3 separate regions of the Homo sapiens genome follow, and regions 2 and 3 are each linked to region 1. The links are chromatin loops, found by intact Hi-C in ENCODE. Cell type or tissue: IMR-90. All regions are shown on one strand.

The links. Peaks named below come from ENCODE experiments on the same cell type or tissue, not always from the same donor. Only the 100,000 strongest peaks of a DNase experiment are listed, where the experiment ranks them.
Region 2: a loop joins it to region 1, with 5 times the contacts of the local background. A loop is called at or near these places in 6 of 110 quality-filtered maps.
Region 3: it touches region 1 in a loop (2.6-fold over the local background); 4 of 110 quality-filtered maps call a loop at or near these places.

Annotation. Positions count from the first base shown.
Region 1 is chr11:22,872,842-22,880,841 of GRCh38, forward strand. All of the region lies in intron 3 of LINC02718 (long intergenic non-protein coding RNA 2718), which reads left to right. Among named protein-coding and RNA genes, the nearest start is that of CCDC179, 16 kb to the left of the region's middle. RefSeq lists a silencer at 6,762-7,056. In IMR-90, a CTCF peak has its summit at 3,248 (motif pointing right); a DNase peak (open chromatin) is centred at 3,250; H3K27ac peaks cover 346 bases.
Region 2 is chr11:23,535,360-23,543,359 of GRCh38, forward strand. No RefSeq gene overlaps it. Among named protein-coding and RNA genes, the nearest start is that of MIR8054, 120 kb to the left of the region's middle. In IMR-90, a CTCF peak has its summit at 4,876 (motif pointing right); no DNase peak of the experiment used is centred here; H3K27ac peaks cover 809 bases.
Region 3 is chr11:24,490,009-24,498,008 of GRCh38, forward strand. It overlaps LUZP2 (leucine zipper protein 2), which reads left to right and starts at 7,045. Exons shown (of 12, transcript NM_001009909.4): 1 at 7,045-7,297. The coding sequence starts at 7,236. In IMR-90, no CTCF peak of the experiment used is centred here; no DNase peak of the experiment used is centred here; H3K4me3 peaks cover 1,424 bases; H3K27ac peaks cover 295 bases.

The sequences.
Region 1 (8,000 bases):
CATATTTGCTCCTGGAAATGATATAAATCTAAAGAGGAAATACTGGTGATTATTTAGCTGGAGTGACAATTAACTCCCTACTGAGAAAAATAATCCTGAATTTTAGTACCTAATACTAATTTTTGGACAACCATCAGAGCAAAGGTGAAATGAGTGATTAATAGTCGCACTTTATAATTGTTGAGTACTTAACTTTTAATCTAGATAAGGTGTGGCTAAAAGGATCATTATTGGATGCATCTTTATTAGATAGCATGCATTTTTAGAAATTGTATATTGAAAGTACCTTGATGTTAGGATCAGTAGTACTCAAGACTTAGAGTCTGTATGGCAAGTCATAGCTTCCTGTTACTCTCCATTTTCCTCTAGGTTTATACTGTATGTGTATGAGTTTACAGGAGAATAAAGGGACTCATTTGAAGCCACTTCTTATTTTGCGGTCTTCAGTTTATTTAGCTAATTAGATTATACTTATTAGAAAAAAACCACAATGCAATGTATTTTTAGAACAAAAATTAATTTTCAGCTAAGTTTTAGTAATGAAGAGAGCTCCTCTTGCAGTACTTATAATTCTTAAAATCTCAAATCAAGGGAAAGCTGGGATGATAACAGGGTGAGTGTACTAAAACTGTCGTTGTGTATAATAGCAAATAATTGTATTCAAGTTCACAGAGATAACAAATCTCTTCCTTTATGTATTCTCTAGTTTTGATTGTTGTATAATTTTCTACAGTAAGTTGCTATTTTGAGGACAAAAGTGAAAATAGATGATATAGAATGGAAGATTGGAAATTTATCCAAAGAACATACATAAATATTTATTAAGAAAAAAAGTAACCTTATTAAGATATGCTTATTTTTACTGAAGACATTTTTAAAGACATTTGATTTTGTCTTATTCTAGGTATTTAATTAAGTCATCTTTGAAAACTGCATTACATACTTAATATCACAGAAATAAATACAAATTGCTCTTCTGATACTTATACAATCACAGGAACACTAACAGTTGGATTAGCATCCTAAATAAGATATTTTTCAGATAGCAAGAACTGAAAAACTTGTGTGAGAAATTATTTCCTCTTATATTGACAGAATGACTTCCTTTTTCTTACAAAGAGAAAAAATGTAAGTGGAATATTATTTCATACAAAGGATTTTCTTTCAAGCACCTATTATATGACAAATATGGATGTTAGCAATCATTATACTGATACTTTAACTTAACTTGCTTTGTCATAACAGTGAGTTACAGTTCTGTATGAAATTATAAAATCCTTGGAAAACTCTCCCTACCTGGTTTTGCGTGTTAGAACGGACACATGGAAACAGATTACTCTGGCAAACACGTTTACCTTTATTGAACATATAACATATTTAAGGAACACTTTCTGGGTGCATGGATTCATTTGTTGAACAATATGGCAGGTTAAATGTCGTGATCTTTGATATTTGTATAGCACATTTATAAACCATATTAAATTTGAGAAAAGGTAATGTGTGTACGATTACCTTAACTTTTATAATTGAGTAAAGAAATAAAGCTCAGAGAACTTAGGAGAATAAGGTCATTCCATTCAACATATATTAATTCAATAAATATTTTTGGAGTACTGTATTAGTCAATAAGTACTATAGGTATTAGTACTATATTAATCAGTAAGTAATTTTGCAGAGCTATGTTAGCACTCCCTTAGTTGCAAGAGCAGAAACACTTATGAAAGCAACAAACTGGAAAGACTATTATTTTGTTTTGATAATGGGTTAAAAACAGAAGGAAATTTTGTTCAAATAATAACTATTCATCTTAGTATTAGCTTTATTCCCTCTGTATGCTGGCCTTATTTTGTCCTACTACTAATAGTTTTCTCTGCAGATGAGGGAGGCTTCTCATATCCACCTTCATTCTGCTAGGCTGCCATCCTTCTTCACAACTTAACCTAAAGAGAGTCCTCCTTGCCAGCTGCAATGGAGCATCCTGACTGGCATTTATTAGTAGCTAAAATATTATTGAAAATGCATTTAAAAGGCTCATATTAAGTTCCAGTATTCAATAGTACTGTAAATAAATTACACTTAACAATTATTTATTGTATAATTCAAAATAGTTAGAAGAGAAGAATTGTGATGTTGCCAACACAAAGATAAATGTTTGATGTGATAGATATCCCAGTTACCCTGACTTGATAATTACACATCGTATAACTATATCAAAATATCACAGGTAACTCCAAATTATGCACAGCTATAATATAACAATGAAAACACAAAAAGGAAATCCTTTAAAAAGTTTAGATCAAATAAGATTAGTATTAGTGAATTAATGAAACATCTATTTTTAAGTTGATGGAAATTTTAGCATGTCTAATGTTTATGTAGAATCTAATCAAGATCTTAGAATAATTAACAAGTTATTATTCCTTCTTTTGTACCTTTCTGTCCAAATGTCAATAAGGGTGATTTGAATATTGAATATCATGATTGGTTTTAGAGATAGCTAGGCAGAAAAAAACCCCAGGTGACAAACAGAAAGTGTGGCATGAAGCCTGTGGAAAACTAATAAAGGAAATAAATTGATCTTGGCTAAGAGTAGTTGTTTACTTCTGACAAAGACCTACTATTAACAGAGATTAGCAAATCTTTTCAGACGCTTAAAAAATCATATTTAATTACAATCCACATTTTCTCAACCCCCCTTAATTAGCAATGAAAACAGGTAGAGCAGAAAAACCAAAAAATTCAGTGTAAAAATACCTTAATTCAAATTTTACTGTATTTTATTTTGGTATAAGATAATTTAGATGCAGCTAAACTGAATAAATCTCAATTTTCTAGTGAGTAAATGGGGGACTAATACTATCTACTTCTTACAATTATACAATTTAAGGAATAATCTATTTCAGTGTGCTCAAATATTAATTTTCCTCTTAAACTATTTCGGGATAGTTTCTTTTGTGGCTAAGGTTTGCATTGGGACAGCAAAAGAGGAAATAGAAAGTGAGTTGCTAAAGGGATATATAACTTTTTTCATAAGAATAAATATAATTCATAATAATTCTTTAGCATAATCTAGCTATTTTTCAAATATTATATATATTTTTTTTCCAGAGAAATTAGAAGTCATATTTCTGCGGTATAGCCATCTAATTTCCCATCTCTAGGGTATGTTTGTTTTTAGAAAAACATTCCAGCAGGTGGCGCCAACATCATAATATTTAACCTTCATGAAACTATGCCAGGAGTGGGTAAGGAAACAAAAGTTATTGTTTAGCCAGAAGGTGGAGCTAGGTGACCAGTCTTTAAAATCAGTGTCTGCATTTGAAATAGACAACTTCAATTTTACTGAATCACAGGATTTATAATCTGAGTATTGTGAAGAGCATTGTCTGAATCCTCTACCTTCCATACCTTCAAATTTCAACTTTAAGTGTATTATTTTTACAATTAAAGAATTCTGGTCCAGCTCATGAAAGCAAGAAATACTTTTATATTCTAATTTTTATTATTCATAGTCTTTGCAAAAAAGAGAGCATATTTAAATATTGTTATTGTACTGTTTCTCTATATGTTTGAAGATTATACATTTTTATAAAGTATGTACTTATCATATACCATAAATCCTCTGCTCTTTTCTATTTCTCCACTGTGATTTTCTTAGGAAGATGAAACACTGAATTAGGAGATCTGGGAAACTGCAGACACACTTTCTGACATGTTCAAATCAGGAAAAAAAGGGTTTGAAATCTTTCTTCTATAATACTTCATGAATTTTTCTAAAATACTGTTCAATTTTAATGTATTTGTTTATTCTGTTGCCAATGTTTAAGTCTTTAATCACTTTAAACAATAGGAAGTAAAAATTAAACAGCTTCATAACTTTAAGCTTTCATATTAGCAGAAACTCTATTTTCTAAAAATTGTTGCCAGATCATTGAATTCTAAATACTTGCCTATTAAATGTCTGTGAAATGAATCAATTTCTCACATACCACATTACTTCCTTCTATCTCCTACCTTCAGCTAGTGGGGCAATCCAATAGCCTACTAGAAGTTGACTTACCTTCCTCTTGCCCCCTCTAATCTGTTTTCTTTCATGAGATCAAGAGCAATGTTTTATAAATGCAAATTTGATCATTTCATTCCTATTTTTATAAAAACCTTCAATAACTTTTTACTTCTCTAAGCAGTCAAACCTCAACGTGCCCAAAAGGCACCTCTTCAGGTCTGTCTCATACTATTCTTTCCAATCATTTTCTATAGCGTTTTCTTTCTATACAAACTTTATCACACTACGCTCCCTCCATCTAAATCTGGCCCTACCTACCCCTAGTGTAAGTTCATGAGGACAGAAGCATGTTCATCACCTTTCTCACTGCTGTATTTGCAGTGAGTGAGTGTACCATATCATATCATGACAGAATGAATGAACAAATAAAAAATCAGAGGCCTCTGGAAAATAAAATTAAATTAAAGAATTCAGAATATTTTTCAATGGCAAGCTATTCCCCCTTAAGAGAATGTTCAGGATGCAGATGATAACTTTGGTATCTGCAAGGCTGCTCTAAGAGCAAAAGCTTACAGGAAGAATTAAAAAAAAAAAACTAAAAACAAACCAAAAAACCTGAGTATCTAAAAATAGAACAAATTTCTATGGTAGGTAGTGTTGCCTGTAACTAGAGATATTCAAACATAAGTTACTGTTTCATTTGTATAAACTAGTAGTCTGGTAGAACAATTAGATGAACTTCAAACTCCCTTTGAGCTTTGAGATTCTATGGAGGTATGCTTTGTTAAGAAGATTGTCTCTGTATTTGCCATGCTGAATGCATTATGAAGCCAATGCTGAGTGCATGGAGGTTCCTCCTTAGAGTTCTTGGAATTAAGTTTTATTGAGTTTAGGACTTTAAAGGAAATATGATTTCCTAACACCATCTATAACACTAATTTCAGCTTTAGCTCACATTGCCAGCCTTTTCTTGGGATACACTTGAAATAAAATAGATTCTTTTTTTCAGATGAGTTATTTTCTCAGTTAACTGAAATTATCTACTTTATTTTTTTTTTTGCTGCTGTAACTTTTACTGAATCACTGATAACACTGATATATTTTTGATAATACATTTGTATTTTAGAACAATAAAACATGTTTAATTTGCTTTTGGTGGTGGACTAAATTCTCTATTTCAAATATATAAATCTTCTCAAGTGTATCCATATACCACAGTGGCTAATAACCTCTTTGTTTCATGAATCTATTTTTGGTCTGCTGCAGGAGAAAGGGTGAAGAAGTTTACACTCAATATACTAATAGCTCCTGACTTTTACACCTCAACCCAGATTTTATAACTATAATAAAAACATAAATTCATTCTCAGGCTTCATACTGTATAAACTACATAGTTCTTTTTTGAGACATGGTCTCACTGTTGCACAGGCTGAAGTGTAGTGGTATAATTGTGTGGCTCACTGCACCCTCCAACTCCTGGGCTCAAGCAGTCCTGCCTTGGCCTCCCAAATTGCTAGGATTACAGGTGTGAACCACTGTACCTGGCCAGTTCTTAACATTGTTTGCTAGGTGGCAGATGAAACCTGCACTTGAAGAGTTTTTTCAAATCAAGTTAATTCACATGTAAACAAAGCTATAGATTGCCTCACTGTTTTTAAGAGCCCAAATCAGGAAATGATTGCTAAGTTGATCAACAGAATACATGTTAAATAAGCTACATACATAAAGTGGGCCACAGTGCAGCCATTAAAAAAAAGATAGATTCAACTGTATATTGACATGGAAATATTTTCATGATATATTGCTGAGAGAAAGTATTGAGTAGTAAACAGTATGTACAGTGTGTTTCCATTTTAAAAAGAAAGTAAGGTGATGCAAATGCATCAAAAAATGTCAGAAAGTCTTTATCCAAACTGGTGTCACTGGTTTTCTCTGAGCAATAGAATTCTTTACTTGATGTCTACAGGGATGAGGATTGGAAACTCCCTTCTGACACATTTGATAGAGTCTAATATGAGTCAATTCCCATATGCATTTCCTTAAAAAAAACTAATAAAGACACAAAATAATACAATCTAATGTCAACTTTCTTCTATAGGAGTAAAGAAGAGGAAATTAATCACAGCCAAGCAAAGAGGTAGATGATTTTAAAGTCCAATGGACACTATCAAAATTCAGAGTTCTTGTGGGCAAAAAATGATAATGAAAGCATACATAAAGATTAGATGATATAAATGTACAATTTTAAATCATTCTTGCTCTTGCTCTTACCATCCCAAAGAGAAATTCTAGACTTCTGCAAAACTTCTTTCTACCCCTGATTTTTCATGGGTTTAGAAGATTCTTCATATCTCCACTTCACTAACTTTTTGTCCTGCCATATTGGACCCAACAGTTTTCCTGCGCAAACTGCTGTTGCTTTTTTGAGCACAGTGCACATGGTGGGGACAGTCAGAATTCTCTGCTACTGCACTATGTGCTGTGGTTTCTCCCAGTTAAGTCTGAGTAGATAGGAGGGAGACATAGACAATATAAATGCATACATTACGACCAGTTTAATTTAAATAAGGAATTTGTGTTGGAGAGGAATAAAATGACTTTTTAAGTATGTTTTATTACACAAGATATATATATATATATGTACAATCACAATATAGTAAAATATAGGCAAATCAGTAATGTTGAATGCAGGAAACAGAAATTGGTGCAAGTATTTTAAGTAGAAAGGAATTTAATACAAGATATTAGTTCCTTACAACTTAGCAACTATTATTGCTTATTGTTGGAAGGGCTGAAAGAACAGGTTCTGTTCCAGACTTTCTGGACTGATGTCCAAAAGAATACCAAGCTGATCCACAGAGGAGCTACTACTATCCCTGAAGCAGCTGCTAGTACTGCTGCCACAGCTGCCTCTCACAGTGACTGATTTTAGGAAGCCAGAGTAGGATGTCATTCTGCAGTTTCATACCCGGAAAAATGGTGCACAGATCTGGAATGCAGCTACAGGAAAGTCTCACATTTCTAAAATGCCAGCAGCAAGAGCCAAGAGTTGCAGGAACATGCTATCGTCTTTTCTTCATTCTGCCTTGCAGACTTTCTCAATTTTCTCAATTTCTCTCAAGTACTGGAAATAGATAATTTGCATCCAGAATGTTAGCTTCAAGAATATTAGGGGGAGTTTAGATTGTAGCTTTCCAAACTCTCCAAATCAAAGAGTGGAAAAGAGACTGAGAGTCAGAGTATATCTCATAAACAGAGAAGCTCCAGGTAGGAAAAAATAATCGCTCATAACATGACCATCCAGATAAAATATCTGTTAACATGGTCACACATCTATTATATTTTTCTTTCCATGTCTGTCTACCTATCATCCATCTATCTATCTGTCTATCTATCTATCTATCTATCTATCTATCTATCTATCTATCTAATCTATTCAATTTGAAGTAATTGTTTTTCTAGTTTAGTAGCCCTTCCTACCATTCTTTGGATAAAAACAGGATCCCTTTTTCATTTGGAAACTACCTCAATCCATATCTATGTTTTCCTGACCAACAAAACTTATCCCCTTCAATCCCATTATCCTCAAATCCTAATTATACATTATATGAGCCAAAAATTTCCTTTTTTTGGCCCTAATCATGTTTGACTATAGTTTCTGACAGTGTCATCTGAGAAATCCTAACATATATATGTGTATATTAAAGGTGACTTATAGACTAGGAAATGCTTTGCAGCCTGCTTTTTTCATGGATAAATATATCAAAATTTTTTCCAGGTAATAAGTTAAATATCTGCCATAATTATTAATGGCTACAAAACATTACAATGTTTGGATTTACCATAATTTGTTCAATTCATAATTTGTTTCTAACTTTTTTACTTTCATCACATTGAAGTTGAAATGGGTGTGTAAATTTGGACTACTTTTGGTTGCAAGTGACAGAAGCCAAACTTGAACTGCTTGAACAAAAAGGGGTTTTGGAAAGATATT
Region 2 (8,000 bases), 660 kb after region 1:
CCCACCTTTTGGAATCTCCAGTGTTTATTATTCCACTCTGTATGTCTACGTGTACCTGTTGTTTAGTTCCCACTTGTAAATGAGAACACGTGTTTCTGAGTTATTTCACTTAGGATAATGGCCTCAATGGCCTTCAGTTCCATCCATGTTGCTGCAAAAGACATGATTCCATTATTTTTATGGCTGGGTAGTATTCTGTAGTTTACAGATATACCACATGTTCTTTATGCAATCATCTGTTGATGGACACTTATGCTGATGCTATGGCTCTATTACTGTGAAAAGCACTGTGATAAACAAGAGTAGATATATTTTTGGTATAATGGTTTCTTTCCATTTTGGTATATACCTAGTAGTGGGATTGCTGGGTCAAATGGTAGTTCTATTTTCAGTTCTTTGAGAAATCTTCATACTGTTTTTCATAAAGGTTATACAAATTTACCTTCTTATCAACAATGTATAAGCATTTCCTTTTCTCCACATCCTAGCCAACATCTGTCATTTTTTGACTTTTTAATAATAGCCATTCTGACTGGTGTATGATGGTGGTTTTAATTTGCATTTATCTGGTGATTACTAATGATGGGCATTATTTATGTTTGCTGGCTGCTTGTATATCTCCTTTTGAAAAATGTCTGTTCATGTCTTTTGTCTATTTTTTAATGGGGATATTTGCTTTTTTTTCTTGGGTTGTTTGAATTCCTTGTAGATTCTGGATATTAGCCCTTGGTCAAATGCATAGTTTACATATATATTTTCCCATTCTGTAGGTTGTCTGTTTACTCTGATGATTGTTTCTTTTGCTGTGCAGAAGCTCTTTAACTTAATTAAGTCTAATTTGTCCATTTTTGTTTTTGTTGCATGTGATTTTGAGGACTTGGTCATAAATTCTCTGCCTAGGCCAATATCCAGAAAAATTTCTCCTAGGTTTTTCTTTAGGATTTGTATAGTTTCAGGTCTTACATTTAAGTTTTTAATTCATTTTGATTTAATTTTTATGTATGGTGAGAGATGTGGGTCCAGTTTTATTCTTTTGCATATGGCTATACATTTTTTTTCCAACACCATTTATTGAACAGGGTGTTCTGTCCCCATTGTATCTTTTCAGTCACTTTGTCAAATATCAGTTGGTTGTGGGTATGTGGCTTTATTTCTGGGTTATCTATTCTACTTCTTTGATTTATGTATCTATTCTTATAACAATATCATGCAGTTTTGGCTACTATAGTTCTGTAGTATAATTTGAAGTCAGGTAACATGATGTCTCTAGCTTTGTACTTTTTGCTTGTAATTGCATTGGCTATTCAGGCTCTTTTTTGATTCCATATGAATTTCAGAATTGGATTTTCTAATTCTTTGAAAAATGACATTGGTAATTTGTTACACATTTCATTGAATCTGTAGATTGCTTTGGGCAGTATGGTCATTTTAATTATATCAATTCTTCCAATCCATGAGCATCAGACGTTTTTCCATTTGTGTCACTTACAATTCCTTTCATTAGTGTCTTCTATTTCTCCTGGCAGAGGTATTTTACTTCCTTGGTTAAAAGTACTCTTAGGTATTTCATTTTTTATAGACATTATAAATGATATTGAATTCTGGGTTTGGTTCTCAGCTAGATTGTTATTGGTACACAGAAATGTTACTGATTTCTTGTACCTTGATTTTGTACGCTGAAACTTTACATCAAGTCTAGGCATCTTTTTGTAGGAGTATTTAGTGTTTTCTAGGTATTGCATCATATTATCGGCAAACAGATAATTTGACTTCCTCTTTTCCAATGTGGAAGCTTTTTATTTATTTTTCTTGCCTTATTGCTCTATTTAGGACTTCCAGTTCTAAATTGAGTAGGGGTAATAAAAATGGTCATCTTTGTTTTGTTCCAGGACTTACGGGGAATCCTTTAATCCTTTGGCACTTAGCGGTCCCAAACACCTGGCTGCCAAACAGTAGTGGTCCATGGCCGATTAGGAACCCAGCCACACAGCAGGAGATGAGCAGTGGGCAAGCAAGCATTACCTCCTGAGCTCAGCCTCTTGTCAGATCAGTATTGGCATTAGATTCTCATAGGAGCGTGAATCCTGTTGTAAATTGCACATGAGAGGGATCTAGTTTGTGCACTCCTTATGAGAATCTAACTACTGCCTGATGATCTGAGCTGGAACAGTTTTATCCCAAAACCATTCCCCACTCTCTGCACAGTCGGTAGAAAAATTGTCTTTCATGAAATCTGTCCCCAGTTCCAAAAAGGTTGGGAGTTGCTGCTTTAAACTATTCCTCACTGAAAATGATGTTGGCTAAGGGTTTGTCATATATGGCTTTTCTTATTTTGAGTTATGATCTTTGGATGGTTGTTTATTGAGGGTTTTTATTAGGAAGGAATGTTGTATGTTATCAAATGCTTTTTCCACATCTATTGAGATGATTATAATGTTTTTACTTTTAATTCTGTTTACCTGGTGAATCACATTTATTGATTCTCATGTGTTGAAACATCCCTGCACCCCAGGAATAAAACCCACTTAATCATAGTGCATTATCTTTGTGATGTGATGCTGCATTCAGTTTGCTAGTATTTTGTTGAGGGTTTTTGCATCTCTGTTCATCAAAAATACTGTCCTGTAGTTTTCTTCTTTTTGTTGTTGTATCCTTACCTGGCTTTGGAATCAGAGTAATACTCCTTCTTAGAATGAGCTAGAGAGGATTCCTTCCTCCTTGATCTTTTTTGGAAAAGTTTCAGTGATAATGATATAGTTCTTTGCATGTCTGGAAGCATTCAGCTATAAGTCCATTTGGTCCTGGGATTTTTAGTGTCAGGAAATGTTTTATTACTGATTCAGTTTCATTACTTGCTATTGGTCTGTTCAAGATTTCTACTTCTTCCTTGTTAAATTTTGGGAGGTTGTATGTTTTCAAGAATTTATCCATTCTTCTAGGTTTCCTAGTTCGTGTAGGTAAATATGCTCGTAGTGGTATATAATAATCTTTTGTATTTCTGTGGTATTAGTCATAATGTCACTCTTATTCTTTCTGCTTGTGCTTATTTGAATCTCTTTTTTTTCTTGGTTAATCTAGCTAGTAGTCTGTCATTTTTATCTTTTCAAAAAACCATCTTTTTATTTTATTGATTCTTAGTATTGTTTTTGGTCCCAGTTTCATTTAGTTCAGCTTTGATCTTTGTTATAATTTTTCTTCTGCTAGCTTTGGGTTTTGTTTGTTTTTCTTTTTCTAGTTCCTTAAAGTGCAAAGTAAGGTTAATTTGAGATTTTTCTATGTTTTTAAAATATATCTTCCTCTTAGCACTGCCTTTGCTGTTTCCCAGAGATTTTGGTATGCCATGTGTTTATTTTCATTTATTTTAACAATTTTTAATTTCTACCTTGATTTCACTGTTTATTTAAAGATTATTCAGGGTAAGTTATTTAATTTCTGTGTATTTATATAGTTTTGAGAGTTAATCTTAGTATTGATTTTTTTTTATTCCGTTGTGTCCTGAGAACATGCCTGATATAATTTTGACTTTTTAAAAATTTATTGAGACTTGCCTTGTGGCCTAATATATGGGAAAATTTTAAGAATGTTTCATGTACAGATGAGAAAAACGTGTATTCTGTAGTTGCAGGGCAGGATGTTCTGTGAATGTCTGTTAGGTCTATTTATTCTGGAATACAACTTAAATCTGGGGTTCTTTTGTTAATTTTCTGCCTCAGTGATCTGTCTAGTGCTGTCAGTGCAGTATTGAAATATCCCACAATTACTGTATCGTCTTATACATCTTTTCTTAGGTCTATTAGTATTTGTTTTATGAATCTGAGTGCTCTGGTGTTGAGTGCATACACATCTAGAATTGTCACAACTTCTTGAATTGATTTCTTCATCATTATGTAATAATCTTTGTCATTTTTTACTGTAATTTTTAATTGACTTACAATCTGTTTTATCTGATATAAGTATACCTGCTTTCTTTTGGGTTTTCTTTGCATGGCTTGTATTTTCAATTTTGTGTTTTCAGTTTTCTCTTGGATCTCATTGAGCTTTCTTATAATCCATATTTTGAATTATTTATCTGTCATTTCAGAATTTTCCTTTTGGTTAGGGTACATTGCTAGAGAGCTAGTGTGCTTTTTAGGGGTGTGGAAATCTGTTTTGTTTTTGTTTTTTTGTATTGATTCCTTCTCATCTGAAGAAGCTGTTACTTCTTATTTTTCAATTTACTCCCATTTGTTTTTCTTTTATTTTATGTTTGAGACAGGGTCTTGCTCTGTCACGCAGGCTGGAGTGCAGTAGCACGATCGTGGCATGACCGTGGCTCACCACAGCCTCGACCTCTTGGGCCCAAGTGACCCTCCCACCTCACCCTCCCAAGTAGCTGGGACCACAGGCATGTGCCACCACCATCATCTAATTTTTGTATTTTTTGTAGAGACAGGGTTTTGTCCTGTTGCCCAGTCTGGTCTTCAACTCCTGGGCTAAAGCAATTTGTCCTCCTCAGCCTCCCAGAGTGCTAGGATTACACATGTAAGCCACCACACCCAGCCAATTTACTCTCATTTGGATGGTAGTTTTTTATTTTCCTCCTTGAAGGTGACTGTAACCTATGTTGTATATGATCATTTAGCTTTGGTTCTGGGTGCTTTCAGCAGGCAAAAGCACTGTATATACTTCCTTGGTTATAGATAGCTTTTCTGTTGAGTGGTGGCTTTCTCAGATGCCGATTATAGTAGTAATGTAGTGGACATATGCTCAGGCGCGCTATCTTCTGTGGCGCTGGGAGTACAGAGGTCTCAGGAAGACTGATTATCTTGTTTCCGAGTTCTATTCCCTTCTGTTGGCAGGTTTTTAAATTTGGTTCTGCAGTTCAATCTTCTTTCCAGTAGATGGCACTTGTGAGTAAGAGCTGGCACACCCTTGGATACCCCAGTGAAGAGTGGAAGCACCTGTCCTGACAGGGGTGCTAGGGAGAGCTCGGGTGAGATGTGCTGAAATCTCTCCTGGGGCGGGGGGGGGCGGTGTGAAGCGAGGCTGGGGGTGCACTAGCTCTTTGCCCTGGGCAGACAGGAAGGTGGCTTGATCCACCATTGCTAAGAAGGGCTGGAGACTGTGAGTCAAATGAAAAGCATGAGAAAGAATGTGTGCATCCTCTAGAGGCAAAGACTGGCTCCCTGGCTGACAACCAGGTAGGAAACAGGAACCTTCCAACAGCAGGGAACTGAATTTGACTAATAGCCTATATGAGGTTAGAAGCAGATTTATCCCCAGAGCTTCCAGAAAGGATTGCAGACTACTGATTCCTTGGTTTTGGCATTGTAAAATTCTGAACTGTGCACCCTTTTAATCTATGCTACATCCAGATTTTGATCTACAGAACTGTGTGATAATAAGTTTTAAGTGTTGTGATAGTGTTGTTTTAAGACACTACATGTGAGGTAATCTGTTATAGTAGCAACTGGCAACTAACCCTCTAGCATCAGAAACCTTACTGATGTTTTCAGAGTACATCTTCCTTTTTCTAGCTTTCTTTGCTTTTCTTAGCTCTCTTTTCTCTGTTTGCAATTATTTCTCTCTTTTCTTTAGATGAGAAACTCATTTTTATGTTTTCCAGCAAATATGTTCTATAACCTCTTTAACGGCAAGACTGGGTGAGTTTTTACGGGTGAGTTTTTACATCTGATGCTTTCCTAGCATGCTAGCAGCATCACTATTACTGCAAATTAGTGCAGTGGTTGAAACAAGGGCTCTAAAGTTAAATGAATTAGAAGTTATTTCCCAGCTCTACCCTTCACTAGTTGTGTAACAAAATGTTAATTCTTAAAATAGACCTTCCCATATTAAATTGAAATTACCTTTTACTGAATTCTATTCTAGACTAAGAATTCTGAGTGCAGGTATCATGATTTTTTTTTTTTTTTTTTTTTTTTTTTTTTTTGAGACAGGGTCTCACTCTGTCACCCAGGCTGGAGTGCAGTGGTGTGATCTCTGCTCACTGCAACCTCTGCCTCCCAGGCTGAAGCCATCCTCTCACCTCAGCCCACAAGTAGTTAGGAGTACAGGCATGAGCCACCATGCCCCAGCTACTTTTTGTATTTTCTGTAGAGACAGGGTTTTACCATGTTGCCCAAGCTGGTCTCTAACTCCTGAGTTCAAGCGATTCACCCGCCTCAGCCTTCCCAAGTGCCACATTACATGCCTGAGCCATGATGGCTTGCCAAGGGATCATGATTTACTCTTGTGTCTTCAGGTTTAGACATACTGCCTGGTACCTAGTAACTACTTAATATCTGTTTACTGTCATGCCTCTGAGCCCAAGCTAAGCCATCATATCCCCTGTGACATGCACCTATACATCCAGATGGCCTGAAGCAACTGAAGATCCACAAAAGAAGTGAAAATAGCGTTAACTGATGACATTCCACAATTGTGATTTGTTTCTGCCCCACCCTAACTGATCAATGTACTTTGTAATCTCCCCCACCCTTAAGAATGTTCTTTGTAATCTCCCCCACTCTTAAGAAGGTTCTTTGTAATTCTCCCCACCCTTGAGAATGTACTTGGTGAAACCCACCCCCTGCCTGCAAAACATTGCTCCTACTTCCACCGCCTATCCCAAAACTTATAAGAACTAATGATAATCCCACCACCCTTTGCTGACTCTCTTTTCGGACTCCGCCCACCTGCACCTAGGTGAAATAAACAGCCTTGTTGCTCACACAAAGCCTGTTTGGTGGTCTCTTCACTCGGACATGCATGACATTTACCAAATGAAGCTTATATGTCAATGTGCTTTACCACTTATAAAGAATATTTATGAATATTATCTTAATTGGGGGTTCCAATAAACTCATTCAGCTTTATATCAAATATCTGTATACGTGTATTTTATAGATGAGGAAACCAAGGCAAGGGGTTAAATGTCCAAGTTAATATACAAGAGAGCAGTTTTCACTCTGAAAGATTCTAGTCCAAAGTCTATGTTACATGTACTCTGTCACAACATATTCTTAGCATGGAAATTCTCCCTTGTATAGTAGACTTCCTCATTAGCTTTAAACATCAGACCTGGATATAAGGCTTGTTGTCATTTGCATCATGGGATTTAAATTATGCACCATATAATTCTACTGGAGACATAAGAGGCATGGTGAATAACCCTACATCAGTGCTTGAGCACACCTTACACCTCCCAAATTAAAGTGGACAACTTGATTGGAATTAAGCACTGTACTCATATGGGTCTTCCTTTGTAAAATGACTGTCCAGAGAATAAAAAGATTATTTGTGAAGAACAATAATTCGTTGACTTTATACTGTCCTATCAAGTATCCTGAGAGTTGCTCACAAGTGAACCAGAATGAATAAAAGTAATTAAAGCAGTTACTGATAAGTATCAGGTCATTTCCTGTTATAAAGTTTGAATATACTCGATGAGCAATGAGGGTGTATTTTTGCCTCTTTCTTGGGAAATACCAAGCAAACGGCAATTGGCTTATTTTATTTCAAATGTTTCTGCTGTGAACAAAGAATACTTTTGACCTGTATTTCCTTTCAACTGTTGTGTATCTTGATCTTATCCATCCTTCGAAACCAATACAGCTTCTTTCTCTATAACCTTCCCTAATTATAATGTGAGCAACTAGGTTGAACTGTGCAAAAATGCTGACAACTGTTTTTGACTTAAAAATAATAATTTGTTTTAATTTAATATACTTGCTGTGAACACACCACCTATTATCTTCTTTACTCTTCTGAGATTCAAGGGATTTGAAAATACTTTAGAAAGCCATTAAGTAATGATACAAAAAGCTCTAAATTAAACTACATACAGAAAGTTACCTACATGTATGTTTGCGTGGATGTTTGTATACACATATATTTATTTATACATAGTCTACACAATCTAGTAAAAAACTATTTTTTTAAAAAGAAGGGAAATAATACTAGTGTTAATTTAATGCTTCTTAAGTAAGTGTTTAACCCTTACTTGTTAGGGGCTTTAGCCA
Region 3 (8,000 bases), 1.6 Mb after region 1:
TTAAAACAGTCACCATTTTTTTTCAAAATTTTTGTTTATAGAAAGAGGCAGATCTGGTACTAACTGTTTTTATTCATGCTCAGAAACAGAAATTGTATTATTAATTATATTTGGAGCTGAATATAATGGTGGATAAGAGGTGGTCTTTGAAAATCGTATGTATAATGTCAGGTATAGTGAGCAAGAAGAAGCTATGCACTAAAAATTTTGGTTTAGTTGTGGTCCTATAATGATAAATAATTATAGAAGAAGGACTAAATTGGGTCCTAAATTTTTGTGCCAAGAGATTCACTGAGATACAGACAAACATATGTGGCAAAGGGAAGCCTACACTTAATCCCAGAAAATAAAGAGATGTTATTAATTTTAGAAGTTAGGTGGAATTTAACTGATCCAGTGAAAGAATCAGTTGGACAGGTCAGATTCCTTTGTAAATATACTGGAAAATATGAAAATACTAAAAAGGGAAAAAGAAAGGCTGGAAAACACAGGCATAAAAGGATTCACTGAAATTTCAATACCCTGGTGGATTCCCAGTATGATTGTTCTGTGACAGCAGATTTACGATGTATCTCCCTGCCTCTGGACAAAAAGGACAATTTATATGAAATGTCAAGAATACGGCAAATCCATACAGATATTACTATGTTCGTCTCTTTCTTTTTCCAAGTGAATAGACCCAGTCCAAGAATACCTGACACATGGTGATGTTAGCAAAGAAAGAACATGGAACTCTTTCCCCAGCAATATGTATTTAAAAAAAGAGATCCTTTAGCCTATATTTCTTCCTAAAAAATTCCCGTTCCAGAGCTCTTACATAAACTTCTAACCGTTGTGTAAACCAGCAGCATTACTTACAAAGAAGGTGGTAGGGAATTTAATGGGTCAAAGTCATTCAATGGAGATGGCTGAGCTCAAAACACTTAGTGATTGCCCTGTTATTAGCTACCTCCATGAGATCACATTTTTAGATTTCATGTATGAGTTAGCACATGTTATATTTGTCCTTCTGTGCCTGGCTTATTTTACTTAACATAGTGTTCTCCAGTTTCATCTATGTTACAGAAAATGAAAAGATTGTATTCATTTTTATTGCTGAATGTGTGTGTATCACATTTATTTTATGCATTCATCTTTTGATTGACCTTTAGTTTGATTCCATATCTTGGCTATTGTGAACAGTGCAGCAGTAAAATGGAGTTGCAGACATCCCTTCTTTGGGAAGATATGGATGGAAAAAGGGTTGATTAACGTATGTAAAAATACAGTTAAATGGAAGGGATAAGTTAAAGTATTCAACAGTACAATAGAGAAACTATAGTTAACAATAATTTATTTCATGTTTCAAAATAGCTGGAAGAGAAGATCTGGAATCTCCCCAACACAAAGAAATGATAAATGTTTGAGGTGATGGATATCCTAATCATCCTGATTTGATTATTACACATTACATGCTTATATCAAAATACCACATTTATCCCATAAATATGTACAGCTATTATGTATTAATAAAAAATAAAAAATTAAAAAACTGGAAGATATTGTGTTTAACTTTTTCTATTTTTGTATGAAGCACAGTTACTAGTATTAGCCTATATTTCTTTTTTTTCTTTTAGGAGGCAGCTGGCTTTTAAATAATGAATAATTGGCCTTATGAGAAGAAACTTCCTTGTAAATAGTTTAAACTAGCAATGAGCAAACAGTGAATATGAAAAAAGGAAACAAATTTTTAATAAACCATGTAAATTGTCATTTTTTCTGTTCTTATTCTTTAATGCCCAGATCTACAGGTATATGAATAAAATTAATAATTATCCTAGGAAATATATAAATAAGAGTATAATTTTATATACTACCCTTACTATCTTTAGTGCAAAGAAAAGTAAGAAATATTTATAGTGTGGTGGAAAACATAAAAATTTATTTACAATATAATATTATCAGTGCAACTCAAGGCAATCTACCACAGGTCATGAAATTCAGAAAAGAAAGATCTCACCAAGTTTGCGGTGGCAGATGGACTCAATAAATCATTCTAGAAAGAAGTGATGTCCTTGATGAGTCTTAAATGATTAAAGTAAATATCTGAGTACACTAAGACAATACTTCATAAAGAAGGAATAACATGAAAAATTATAAAGTCTCATTAAGGGAAACTTCCATTAATGTATTTACAGTGCAACATGAAAGTTAAACAGAGAAAAAAAGGAGGCATGTATTGGTTTTCTTATTTGAGAGTAATTTTCTAGGAGATTTAAGATTATAACGATATTTGCAGTTTAGATAGATTATACAAGGGGAATAGTTTTGAGGAAAATCCATCTTAAAGTAAAAAGTACACTCCGAATCAAGAGATGGTTACCTCTAATTAAAGCCCAGATGACAGGTGTCATATAGAGGTGGGACAATTGTTATAAATAAATACTTAGGAAGTGAAATCTCTAGGGCTTGGTGATTGACTATATGTGGGAGAAGGTGGAGGTAAAAGCAATAGACAACTCTCAGGTTTAAACTTGGGTGACTGAGTTGATGGAAGTATAAGGAGATATACCGAAGAAGGGTCAGACAGAGGAAGAATGAGTAAGTGTTCAATGTGATTGAATTTGACTTTGAGGTATTCATATAGAACCCAGGTAAAGTCTCAGCGAGGAAGTCTAGGCTGGGGTAAATTTTAAGATCCATACCATAGTGAAGATTGTAAAAACCATAAAAAATAATAAGTTCAACTTGGGAAGAAAATATAGAATTTTAAAAGAGGAGGATCAAGGATGAAACACTAGGGGACATGAGAGTTTAGAATATGAGGGCAGAAAACAGAACAGAAATAAGAAAAAATGTATTACTGTGTGAAGAATGAAATAAGAGGGGCATTAAATTGTGGAAACATAACCTTTCTAACAAATATTGCTAGGAGAACTTGATACCCACATGCAAACAATGGAGCTGAGCCCCTCCTTCACAAATACACAAAAGTTGGATTCACAGACCTATCTTTAAGATCTAAAACAATAAAAATCTTAGAAGAAAACAAAGGCATACATATTCATAACCTAGTGTGAGGCAAAGCTGTCTTAGATACAACCTCAGGAGTATAATCATAACATTCAAAGTAGGTGAATTGAACTTTATCAAAATTAAAAATATTTGTGGTGCAAATGACACCAACAGGAAAGTGAAAAGAAAATCCATGGATTAGGAAACATTTGCAAATCACATATCTAAGGGGGATTTGTACCCATTATATAGACAGAACTCTTACTAGGCAAAAATAAAACTCAAAAATTAATTGAAAAAATAATTTAATAAATGTATCTTCAAAAATGTGTATGAATAGCTAGTACGCACATGAAAATATGTTGATAGTGATTATCAGATAAATGCCTATAAAAATGAGATAAGACTTCACATCAGCTAAGATGGCTATAATAATAAAAGGATAGATAAATAATTGCAACTAACAAGTTTAAGGTTGTAAAGAAATCGATACCTTCATATATTACTAATGAAAATGTAAAATGGTGCAGCTATCTTGAACAAGAGTTTGGCAGTTTCTCAAAATGTTAAATGTAGAGTTACCATATGATCCAGGAATTCCACTTCTAGGTATATATCCAAGAGAACTGAAAACAGATGTTCACACAGAAACTTTTATGTGAATGATCATAGCAGAGTTTTTCATAATAGCGAAAGTATGAAAACAACCATAATATCCATTAACTGATGGATGGATAAACAAAATGTGGTATACCCTTACAATGGAATATTATTCAGCAATAAAAAGAAATTAAGTAACGATATATGCTATAATACAGATGAACTTTAAAACATGAATGTGAAAGAGAGTAGTTATATGAAACCAGATACAGTATGATTTAATTTATATGAAATGTCAAGATTTGGGTCAATCCATAAAGAGAGAAATTAGATTGGTGTCTGTGGGGGTTCAGGAGAAGGGATAAAGTGGGGACCAGTGAGTGATTACTCGTAGGTACAGGATTTCTTCTGGGCATGATGAAAATGTTCTGGAATTATATAACGATGATGATTTCATAATCTTATGGATGTGTATAAAAGCACTAAATTACACACTTTAAAATGGTGAAGTTCTTAGTACCTGAATTAAATCTCAATAAAGCTGTTTTTAAAACAGCTTCTATATCTCCTAATCCTAGCACTTTATAGAGACTCAGCACAACTGCTTGGGTTTTCTTGATGTTCTTTTTCAGACTTGGGTACAGTTACCACAAACAATGCTTGCTGACTCCAGTGTTAGGACTCAGCATAGGATAAGTAGTTTAAGATAAGTGAATTGCTATCTGTACTAATGTATCTTTAAAATTCATCTACCAATTCTCCAAAGCCACAAAATTTATTCTGAATTTAGGTTTTTATGTGACAATGTGGACAGAATGTCATGGGTGATGGAGATTCCTGGTTTTGTAATTTTCCTAGAAGAAAAGACTTCTGCTGAGAGACACATCTGTACTTGAATTCAAAATAATACTTCAATTCTCTACATCTGTGGGAGTTTCCAGAATCTTACTTATACCTTTCAAGATGTACTCCCCTACTATGTTGCTCTCATGCCCTTCCAAGTTAGATGTCTTTTGGAGAGATTTTTTTTTTTTTCTTTTTGGCTTGCAGTAAATGCACAAAGGCCAACAAACTTTGTGGTTCTTTATAGATATCCAATATAGATACAGTGTAAAGAAAGTTCATTCTGACTTTTTTATTCATTGATATTAGATAATTTGGTTGTTGTTTTATGTTATATGTCTAGTTGAAAGTAAAAAAAACTTAGGTTGGGGAAAGTTTTTTCTTACATGTGTATAATGTTTTTCTCTCAAATAAGCATACATTTTGAAGTAATGCAGACTGAATTTGAATGCCATCGCCACTATATAAGTCTCTGAGTGACCTTGAGCAAGTTACTTAACTACTCTGAAACTGTCACCTTAACTGGAAAAGAGAAAAATACTAGAAATAACTACCACATTTGGTTTCTATGATTAGGACGTAAGATAATGGATGCAAAGTTGTTATATAAAAAATGTATTCTACAAATATGAGTGTTATTTCCTGGTGCACACATTAAAAAAATTGCCAAGTAGCCTTATGTCTTTGTTGAGTATACAACTCAAGTAATCTCCTTCAAAGTGAGCAGGGAATCTATGTTAGAAAACCCTGGCAGGAGCAAACCAGAGTTTTTATTTTACTTGGAATCAGAGTTCTGTTTTAGAAAAGTGTGGTGTCGTTTTTTTCTCTTAAATGATATGCAATTCACATGTTAGTTTATTTGTATATGCCTACTTATTAGGCATATACAAGATCGATAATGTTGTGGATCTTATTATTATTGCCCAAGGGGCTAATATTCACTTTTCAAAACTTATTACTCATCTAGTTCAGCAGCTCAAGATTTTGAAGCAAATCTGTTTTACATACATGTCTTAACCTTCAATCCCATTTAAAAAAAATAGTAAATTAGATGGTTAACCTTTTAGATTTGCATCCTCTTTAAAATAAAGCTTTACAGCAAATGCATTTTTCCTACAAATGTCTTCGAAAATGAGATTGAAGAGGATGTATCATCTAAATTTTTCTGTAAAGAGCTTGCCCCCGAAATAATTGGAACATGAACTGAAACCTCTAGATAGGAATTCCTGGACACAGCTGTCCATTATCTTTCGGGACTTTGGTGCACCTCACCCTTTACTGAACACAACTTTGTGTCAAACACTGGGCTAGGAGTGCTAGTTGTGATGTTTGAGGCAACAGTGGAATTTTTCTTAGGACTTAGTAGAACCAGTTCTTTTTTTTAATATGCATAGTCAGATTTTGATGATATTCAGTCTGCTCATATCTATAATAGTGATATTAACGTCTATTTCACTAGGATGGCTCTTGTGAAGATTAAATTAAATACTGTATGAAGAAGTGCCTTATACACAGTTATATAACCAGGATAATATCCAGATGGAATTCTCATTCTCTCTCTCTCTCTCTCTCTCACTCTCACTCACACACACACACACACACACACACACACACACACACATGCAATATCATCTTATAAATATCCTAGAATTGAATATCTCAGTAGCAGAGATAGTAGTTCTGTTTCTCAGAATTGCTTTTGCAAAATGGTGTTTTGGATTATAATTGTGCTATTTAATTTTTCTAATTAAAATTTCTAAATAGAGCCTATTAAATATTGGATGCTTATGATAGAACATTTGAAAATATAGAAAACCAAATGACCTACAAAACCTCTACCTTCCAGTACCATCATTCCGAGCTGATTACTGTTAACATTTTAATGGTTTTTGTCCGCTAGGTCTCCTTGATGAGTTTCACCTGAGGAAAAGGACTCCTTCAGGTGTGTGAACTTGAGCCACCAGGTCCAACCCCATTGGCAGGTGCTGGTACAGACGACTGAAATCAGAGGAAGATCAGAAATCTTCAAAACCCAGAGCAGCAGATGTCTTAACGGTCCCGAAACGTTCTTTGGTTCTTTGCAGTCAACATTCACGGGTTAAGAAGATTGCAATGCCATGACGGGCTGAGGTTGCATTTCTGGACGCTGCTTACTCCCGCTTCCTTCCATCTGTTTCAGGCAAATCATTATGCAGTTCTAATTAGAACAATCTTCTAAACACTCTCTCCAGAGCGACGTTCTTCCAAACACGGTTTAAGCGGCGAGAGACACCTGCCTAGGACCCTACGCGTCTGGAAGTCTCTCCCAGTGAATTGGGTCTCATCTCCTGCCGAGTACGCAAGTTCAATTATCGGCAGATTAGGTTTCTACTCTCCGTGCCCCGCCCCGCGCCATCCTGGGGAGCAGCGGGAATAAATGATCCGCCCCTGGCCAGTGCTCACCCGACTGACCAGAGCGCAGCCCGGTGACCGAAGCGCACGGGGCGATCGCGAGGCGCCCCCTCCCTCTCCCCGCGCCGCCTCCAGCGCGAGTGACGGCGCGCCCTCCGGGCTCCGGAGCGGCGGCGCCGAACAATCCCCGGCAGGGCTCGCCTCGCCGGTGACATCACTCCTGAAGATACTCCTCGCTCCCAGCGCCTGCCTTCCCCAGGCGTCCGTTCGTGTGCCCGTCTCCGCCTTTCCGCCTCGGAAGAGCGCTCATCACTGGCTGGGGACAGAGCCGGGCACCAAGGAGCGACAGGATCCCGAAGAGAGAGAGAGAAGGCAGCGAGGGAAGGAGGACCCCGGCAGGCAGCAGCATGAAATTCAGCCCAGCGCACTACCTGCTGCCTCTCCTGCCTGCGCTGGTCCTCAGCACCAGGTGAGTCCAGGAGCGTGAGTGACCTGAGGCCAGGGGCGCTGCCGGGGCGAGGTTGGTCCTACTGTGGGTCACCAGTGGGGGCCAAGGCACTTCAGCTGTTTGCATCTCCCGCCTAAGCAAGAGGGACGCTGTATGGTTTGGGCTCTGAAATCCTTCTGAGAGAGCAGAGCCCTTTCCTAGTTATCCCAGCCCCCTGGAGAAAGTCTTAGGATTGCTCTCAGTGAGGGATCAAAAGCTTTCTCTTCCGAAGGAGAGAAAAGACATTTTACCCTCCGGTCCTATTAGTAGCCAAAAGGTAACACGCGGTAAAAGAACAAAATAAAGAACGGAAATAGGCAAGGAGGGAATTGCCACCAGGCAGTGTCTTTACATTGGAGTTGTCTTAATAACCATAGAGCTTCTCCCTTCCCCCAAGTGTGCCTGATTTAAGGAAGAGGAAACCAGAGAAAACAGATTAATCCTGGAAGATGCTAAGACTTGTACAAAAGTTCCTGGACTCCTGAAATGGCATGTTTCAACGTCTTGGATAAGCTTAGTGATAGGCGTTTTCTTTTGACTGTCTTGTGAACAGGTCTAATTAAAGAGCACAGAAGGCGATTAAAAGTTAGAAGACACTCTCAGAGTGCTGATGCAGAGACCCTAGTCAGAAACAATTAAGTACTGTACTCCATCACTGGCCATGGATGGGACTTTAAGCCCCATT